Linked DNA regions of Homo sapiens: region 1 is linked to region 2. Evidence: read pairs that join two places in POLR2A ChIA-PET (ENCODE). Cell type or tissue: PC-9. All regions are shown on one strand. Links, peaks and the distances in the headings refer to the core of each region. The heading gives the core; the rest is flanking DNA.

Region 1 (4,403 bases), core at 220-4,219, 79 kb before region 2:
AATAATGAATGCAAATTATAAATGAATATTTAACAAACCATACCACATTTTATGTCTTAACATCTGTTCTGCCAGTGGTATGACTGAATGAAAAATGGCTCCATGATGTATTGTCCTGCTGCCTAATGCTCCAGTGGAAACAAGGTGTTTTCACCTTGATGCGGCCTTTAAAATAAATTAATTTGTTAACATTTAAAAATGCAGTGTAACCGATGACATAAAACATTCATAAGACAGTTTATGACCCAACCAACCATGTTCTAATCCAATAATATTTATTAAAACATTTTATTTGACTAATCATTTCATGGCCAAGATTTGGAAATGTTTGTTTTTCAGGTTGAGTCAAAGATTTAAATGGTTCTAATGGCACCATAAAGATGTTATATGGTGTTAATATAACTTGAGTATTAAAAATATAATGAATTTGCTATTTATGAACCATTAAGTTTTGCCTCACCCCCAGCATAAATTTTATATCATTACAGACCTATTAATACATCTTCCCTAGGATATACACATTCACAAGCCAAATTTATAGATACATAAAGATATGTCAGAATTTTTTTTTTATTCTGGAAAGTGTGTTTGCATTGAACAGAGGATATAAAATGGTGCTTTTTTCACTTTAAGTTTTCTTCATAGTTATCACCTTAGTGTTTCTAAGCTAGGAATCACTCCATATATTAATAAAACATGGGTCAGATAAGCAACTTCATTCTAGTAGAAGTTTTTAACTCCTCTGCTAACTTAAAACCAGGCGAGAAAGCTTTCTTTCTTATTTCTTATTGAAAATTAAAGAATGTTAGATTTTTCCAGCTAAGCACACCATTTAAACTTAGCAATTCTGGGACTATAACATAGTTATTCTAGCTTTTAAAACATTTGTATATACAAACATATTTGCCAGTAAGACATTGGAGATATTCTCAAAATCCAGCTATGGAGTAACTCTGGACCATCTGCTAGATAGAATATTATGTAAACATTAAAAATCTTGTTTTTGAAAGTGAAATAAGCTAGGAACAGAAAGTTAAGCACCATGTATTCTCACTCATATATGGAAGCTTAAAAAAAAAAGTTGATCTCACTGAAGTAAAAAGTAGAAAAGAGGCTACTAGAGGCTGGGAAGGGGCGGGAGAAGGGCAGTATAGAAAGAGATTTGTTAAAGGACACAAAATTACAGCTAGATAGGAGGAATAAGTTCTAGTGTTCTCTAGCACTGTAGAATGACTATAGTTAATAATAATATATAGAATTCAAATATCTAGAAGGAGGATATTAAGTGTTCCCAATACAAACAGATGATGAATGTTTGAGATGCTGGATATGCTAATTATCCTGATTTGATCACTATACATCATGTATAATCACCTCCCTATGTACTCCATAAATATGCATGATTATTATGTGTCAATTAAAAAAAAATTTTTTTTGAGACGGAGTTTCACTCTTGTTGCCCAGGCTGGAGTGTCGTGGCACGATCTTGGCTCACTGCAACCTCCATCTCCTGGGTTCAAGCAATTCTCCTGCCTCAGCCTCCCAAGTAGCTGGGATTACAGGCACCCGCCACCATGCCCAGCTAATTTTTTGTATTTTTAGTAGAGATGGGGTTTTCACCATGTTGGCCAGGCTGGTCTCAAACTCCTGACCTCAGGTAATTCACCCGCCTCAGCCTCTCAAAGTGTTGGGGTTACAGGCATGAGCCACCACGCTGACCTAAAAAAATTTTTTAATCTTGTCTTTGAATTATACTTAAGACCATAGCAAATGCATATTCTAAGCTAATCATATTAATTCAAATTCAAACAGATATAACACTAGGGCCGAGTGAGGTGGCTCATGCCTGTAATCCCAACACTTTGGGAGGCTGAGGAGGGTGTATTGCTTGAGCCCAGGAGTTCGGGCCAGGTTTGGCAACATGGCCATCTCTATAAAAAATACAAACATTAACCAGGTGTGGTGGCATGGGCCTGTAGTCCCAGATACTTGGGAAGCTGAGGTAGGAAGATCACTTGAGCCCAGGAGATGTAAGTTGCAGTAAGTTGTGATCACACCACTGCACTCCTGCCTGGGTGACAGAGCAAGAGCCTGTCGCCAAAAAAAAAAAAAAAAAAAAAAAAGATATAGCACTAAAGAGAAAGAAAAAGTAGGGCAGGACATTGAATCTGGTGCTTGAGGAGAACTACGTAAAAGTAAAACAAAGTTCTAAAATAAGATGACAATAAAAAGAAAGTTTGAGTAGTTGCTATTATTATCAATGAGATCATATATGAAGTTGGTTTTTTTTTGTTTGTTTGTTTTGTTTCTTTTTTTGTTTGAGATAGGCTCTCACTCTGTTACCCAGCCTGGAGTACAGTGGCACAATCATGGCTCACTGCAGCCTCAACCAACTGGGCTCTGATATCCCACCTCAGCCTCCCGGGCAGCTGAGGCTACAGTCAGTCATACACCACCATGCCCAGTTAATTTTTTGTATTTTTTGTAGAGATGGGTTTTCACCATGTTGCTCAGGCTAGTCTCAAACTCCTGGGCTCAAGTGATCCAAACATCTCAGCCTCCCAAAGTGCTGGGATTACAGGCATGAGCCACTGTACCTGTCCCCATATATGTAGTTTATAAAATAATTAAAAACAAAATATTTTTAAAGATAAAGAGTTTGAATTAATACTGCTAGCTTAGAATATGCATTTTCTTCACTCTTCTGCTTTCCCTGCAGTGTATGGAGATAGTCTGAATTTAGACATGATGTTTACATATTATTGTTCTTAGGGTAACTCTTTCACTGGTATTATGTAAAATTGCATCTGTCCCAAAATGAAAGTGGAAAGTCACTGTAATAAAGAGAATGATAGGGTGACATCATCAGGCATCATAAAAAGGATCATCTTAATTGTCGTGCACTTGTTCATTTCAAGACCACATTTATCGGCCATTTGTTTTTCCTTTCCTACAGTCTCTCTCTGCTGCTGTTCTCCCTCCTCCAGATATTTTCATTTCTTCTGCAAAGTGGAGGACTAAAACTGCAGTTTTAGGTGATTTTCAACTTACATAATCTTTCTTCAAGGTTTTTCTCAGGTTTACCCTATACTTGCCTATGATAAAAGATTCCCTCAGTTCATAAGAGGATGGATGAAGTGGGGGCTGATGGGAGGGAAGGATCCAGGTATTTTTCAGATTTTCTTTAAACAGGAGAAGTAGAAACTTGCTGTGCTGATGAACATTTTAGCTTGGTTCCTATAAAGGCAACAGAGATCTCGTGGGATTCTTGGGAGAACTGAGGGAAGTTAATGCAGGTAAAGCACATGGAACCAGGCAAGCTTCCTGGTAAGTGCTCAGTAAATACTACCCAGCATCTTCTGCATAATCACCAATATCAGCAGTTGCTGCTTTTTTTTTCCTTGCCTGCAAGATCAAAAAGGAAATCACAGTCTCGCCCCCAAAACGCTAGAATTTTTCCCTGATTCTCTGTCATAAATTTATTTTCTCTCTAAAGCTCAAACCACTCTAACAATGAAATTCTGTGCTTTAAAAATTCAAGCGAATGAGCAGATTTTAACAATTACAATTGCAAAAAGTTGGATGCTTTTCCAGAAGTGCTTATAAAACTGGTAAGCAAAGGAGATAGATAAAATCAAAACAAAAGATCTGTTCTCATCACGTTTAGTAAGAGCAATGCTGGCTTTACTGATGACTTCAGTAGTCAGAAACCTGGATGACATTCATCTCCCTCTCCACTACCCCCACTCCCAAAAAGAGGAACACCCACCTGTATCAGAATATCACTGCATCCTGATCTTATTCTCATGCTTCAGTGCCATACCTGATCACACCAGAGCTGTTACTGCTTGTGATTACTCATCCAATATCTATTTTTCACCTTGCAATAGATCCATACAAGGGACAAGGGCAGGGTTTGGCGAGAGAATTTCCTACAAATCCTTAACCTAGGGAAAGCAATACTTTTCAGGTTTAAAGCCAGGGTAGGGTTTGGCCAGGTGCCGGTGGCTCACGCCTTTAATCCCAGCACTTTGGGAGGCTGAGGCGGGCGGATCACAAGGTCAAGAGATCGAAACCATTCTGGCCAACATTGTGAAACTCCGTCTCTACTGAAAATACAAAAATTAGCTGGGCGTGGTGGCACACGCCTGTAGTCCCAGCTACTCAGGAGGCTGAGGCAGGAGAATTGCCTGAACCTGAGAGATGGAGATTGTAGTTAGCCAAGATTGCGCCACTGCACTCCAGCCTGGGCAACAGAGTGAGACTGTCTCCAAAAAAAAGAAAAAAAAAAAAGTCATGGCAGAGTTTGACAGATGGGGCCGCCAATTTCTATCAAAGCTTATCAGCTGTGGGAGTCACAACAGGATGGTGTCAACCCCAGGATATCAGGTCCCAGATGAAAC
Region 2 (4,403 bases), core at 141-4,140:
TTGCTCTTGTCACCCAGGCTGTAGTGCAATGGTGCCATCTCGGCTCACCACAACCTCTACCTCCCAAGTTCAAGTGATTCTCCTGCCTCAGCCTTCCGAGTAGCTGAGATTACAGGCATGTGCCACCACGCCCGGCTAATTTTGTATTTTTAGTAGAGATGGGGTTTCACCATATTGATCAGGCTGGTCTTGAACTCCCGACCTCAGTTGATCTGCCTACCTCGGCCTCCCAAAGTGCTGGGATTACAGGCATGAGCCATCATGCCTGCTCTTTTTTTGTTTGTTTTTTAAATAAAGACCAGGTCTCATTATGTGGGCCAGGCTGGTCTCGAATGCCTGGGCTCAAGTGATCCTCCCATCTTGGCCTCCAGAAGTGCTGGGATTATAGGTGTGAGCCACCGTGCTTGGCCCGTAAACACACACACACACACACACACACACACACACACACACATATATATATATATATATATTTTTTTTTTTTTTTGAGACAGAGTCTTGCTCTGTCGCCAGGCTGGAGTGCCATGGTGCAATCTCGGCTCACTGCAACCTCTGCCTACCGGGTTCAAGTGATTCTCCTGCCTCAGCCTCCCGAGTAGCTGTGACTACAGGCGAAGCTAATTTTTGTGTTTTTTGGTAGAGTCAGGGTTTCACCATGTTGGCCAGGATGGTCTAGATCTCTTAGCCTCGTGATCCATCCATCTCAGCCTCCCAAAGTGCTGGGGTTATAGACGTGAGCCACCATTTTAAAAAGAGGGGGATGTAGGGCCATAGAAAGCGATATCCATTTTCCAAATTTCAGAGATTCTCCATCTTCTTAGTGGACAGCACAATCTGCTCTTCGTGAAAATGAGGCCCCCTAATGGGCAGATGCTCGCTCTTTAGACAAATTCAGAGGTTTTCACTGAATATTAGCCAGAGAAACGAAAGCCTGTGACTTACCACAAAATCGCTCTTAAATTCTTTTTTTTTTTTTTTTTTTGAGATGGAGTTTCACTCTTGTCGCCCAGGCTGGAGTGCAATGTGGCCATCTCAGCTCACTGCAACCTCCGCCTCCCGGGTTCAAGCGATTCTCTTGCCTACGCCTCCTGAGTAGCTGGGATTACAGGCGCGTGCCACCACGCTTGGTTAATTTTTGTATTTTTAGTAGAGACGGGGTTTCACCTTGTTGGTCAGGCTTGTCTCGAATTTCTGACCTCAGGTGATCCACCCACCCCCGGCCTCCTAAAGCGCTGGGATTACAGGCGTGAGCCACCGTGCTCGGCTAAATTCTTTAAAAAACCTATGATTCTCTGAGTTTAGGACCATTCAGCAACAGGAAATATGCAGTTTCCAGTTGCCATTTGCTTAATCAAAAGTTTACCCCTGAATTCTGTCTTGAATAAGTCAGCGATTCTCTGGTGGTTCTCCTGTATGTTCGAGTGTAGTGTGTGTTTTTTGTTTGGTTTTTTGTTTGTTTGACAGTCTCCCTTGGTCTCCCAGGCTGGAGTGCAGTGGCGCAATCTTGGCTCACTGCAACCTCTGCCTCCCAGGTTCAAGCAATTCTCATGCCTCAGCCTCCCGAATAGCTGGGATTATAGGCATGCACTGCCATGCCTGTTTATTATTGTTTTTTTTAGACAGAGTCTCGCTCTATCACCCAGGCTGGAGTACAGTGGCGTGATCTAGGCTCACTGCAACCTCTACCTCCTGGGTTCAAGCCATTCTCCTGCCTCAGCCTCCTGTGTAGCTAGGATTACAGGCGTGCCATGCGCCACCATGCCGGCTAACTTTTGTGTTTTTAATAGTGTTGGGGTTTCACCACGTTGGCCGGGCTGGTCTCAAATTCCTGGCCTCAAGTGATTCACCCTCCTCAGCCTCCCAAAGTGTTGGGATTACAGGCATAAGCCACTGCACCCGACTTGAGTTTAGTGTGTTTAGAGGTCTTTGGCATCGAGAAAATATAATGTTATGAACAACTGGGATCCAACAAGTTGGGCCTTTCAAAAGTCCATGAGGCAATCTAATCTTTTTCAGGTTGCTATGGCTTAACACCAACAGCATACCTAGCATTAAGTAAATAATTATTAGAATGAATGAATGAACCTAGCTATCAGATACTAAAACAAACTAAATGGCCATGCTCCACATCTAAAAATCCCATAAACTAATATTGGCTAAAGGAAGAAAGATGGAAAAGCTCAGTCTTGATTATATCATGCAATGACTGTAACTTGCAAAATCCAGAGCACAAACTTACCTGATGAATCATGCACAGGAAGCTGGGCACATAAGCTTTTTTTTAACTGAACCAAACTACTGATACCTTTTCCCCTCACCTGTGATTAATTCTTACTTTCCATATTTAGGGAAAACCTTGAAATGCTTATTGGCACATAGTTAGGCTCTGTAAACTCAAGTATGCTAGTTAGCTAACTAGACAAAACAGCCTTTTGCTAAAACTTTCAGATGGACTGACTCCATGGAGGACACATAGCACATTATACCTTAAGAGCAGTAAGATAATGTTTAGTTATCTTTATTGTCCATTTATTATCATGGAACAAAATGACGGCAGATATATTTTCAGGTATGCCATAAAGGACTGCAATACAATTTGGCACATTGGCAGAATGTTATAAATGGCATATGCCTGCACCAAGTGTGATCTTATATACATAACAAGGGTTTTGTAGCTGGTAATGAAAAGGACAGAAAATAAATTCACTAACAGTCTACTACTTGCCAGCAGTTATTCCCACATTTTTCTCACTAAGTGCTCATAGATAGATAGTCCATGAGGTGGGTATTACTTTTCTTTCTGCAGATGAAGGAATGGGAGTGAAGACAGTAACATGTCTAAGGTCATGTAGTTACTAAGCAGTCCAGCTGGGATTCACACTCCAAACGTGTGAAAAATATGTCAAACTCCAAAGCTCATGCTCTTTACACATACCACATGGTGATAAATCTATTCCAGGCATAATCAACTAAAGAGAGGCAGAACAATGTTAAAAAAAAATAGTTGTTATGGCAATATTAATATTTGTTTAGTGTTTCCTAATTATTAACTTGATTTGCAACACTAGCCTAGCTATTATCAAGGCAGAGCTATTCTGAATGAAGAGTAAAATAAACAAAGAAAATCAGTAAAATAAAAAAGCATAGACCACGAAGCAATTCTAATGCTGAAAAGATTTATTAAAGGCATTCTCTTTATAACATTTCTTGTCAGTGCACATAATTCCAATAGCAAATATTTTTTCACCATTCATTCAAATACAGTATCACAATGTGTTTAGTATAAATATGTATACAAAATTTTATAAAGACACTAAAAAGTTTCTGACCAATTAAGTCATGAGTTTACAAAGCACAAACTGAAGATTAAATACTGAATATTAAGATGAAAACTACTATACAGGTACTTTAGGAAGTTCTTCAAAGAAGTGCACCTCCCGGGAAATCCTCATATGTACATCTACACTCCAGCAAACTGCACAGGCAAAGTGCTACTTGCCAGATTATTGACTAATAAAAACACATATAGAGCTTCAGAAAGAATACAAGGTCAAATGCCAAAAATAAAAAAAGAAATGAAAGCAAATGTGCTACATTGTACCATTTTAAAGAGCTTGAAAACACCACACAAGGTTCACTAATACTGTTCTGACTGCAATGACTGTATTTACTTACAATCTCTTCCTAACAAGGAAACTATCAGATTTATTCATGGTACGAATGGCCAATTTCAACTAGTTATGCCAAATGTACAAGTAGTATCTGTAAATTCGAAAAGGGCAAATGAAAGGATCAGGTTATTTAAATGAATTCTTCTTTTTTTTTCTTCTTTTTTTTTAAATGAATTATTCTTTAGGAACTGCTCAATATCACCCAAGCATAGTTACAAAGTATCTCTTCAAATTATACATACTCTTGAGGTCAAAAACGTCAAACTATTTCCGTAATGTAAGATCCCACAAGTAGAATATTATCTTTATTACTTGATCATAAATAAAGGTTTTTTTTTAAAGCTGTGGAAAATAAGGGTCTTTAATCTTCATCAAATCATATACAAATTATTTCATTATACCTTTAACAAAACAAGCATTATCAAGAGAAGGTCCAGCCTCTGATCTCCTAATCTCATCCAACAGTTTAGTATAATTCTGGCAACATTTTATTAGTTTTAAATAATATTCATACAGCCCCCATTATGAAACACAGATAACAGGGTAAACTACTGTGCCAGCAAGCCATATTATTAATATATAATTATACTATATTTAGGTAGCTACTTATAATTTGGAAAGAAACAGGAAGCTACACCCTTGAACATACTATTCAAAATGGCAACCAGTTAACCCTTTGAGAAAAGAATTTTTGATTAACAATGCAAGTTAAGTTGTCTTAGTTAAACTTGT

Evidence for each region. Peaks named below come from ENCODE experiments on the same cell type or tissue, not always from the same donor. Only the 100,000 strongest peaks of a DNase experiment are listed, where the experiment ranks them.
Region 1: POLR2A ChIA-PET joins it to region 2 with 6 read pairs; 2 of 35 experiments call an interaction of 5 or more read pairs at or near these places.

What each region holds. Positions count from the first base shown.
Region 1 is chr1:200,469,085-200,473,487 of GRCh38, forward strand. All of the region lies in intron 2 of LOC124900414 (a long non-coding RNA gene), which reads right to left. Among named protein-coding and RNA genes, the nearest start is that of ZNF281, 61 kb to the left of the region's middle. In PC-9, for the core only: no CTCF peak of the experiment used is centred there; no DNase peak of the experiment used is centred there.
Region 2 is chr1:200,548,341-200,552,743 of GRCh38, forward strand. KIF14 (kinesin family member 14) reads right to left here. Exons shown (of 30, transcript NM_014875.3): 30 at 3,160-4,403. Among named protein-coding and RNA genes, the nearest start is that of KIF14, 70 kb to the right of the region's middle. In PC-9, for the core only: no CTCF peak of the experiment used is centred there; a DNase peak (open chromatin) is centred at 2,191; H3K27ac peaks cover 1,281 bases.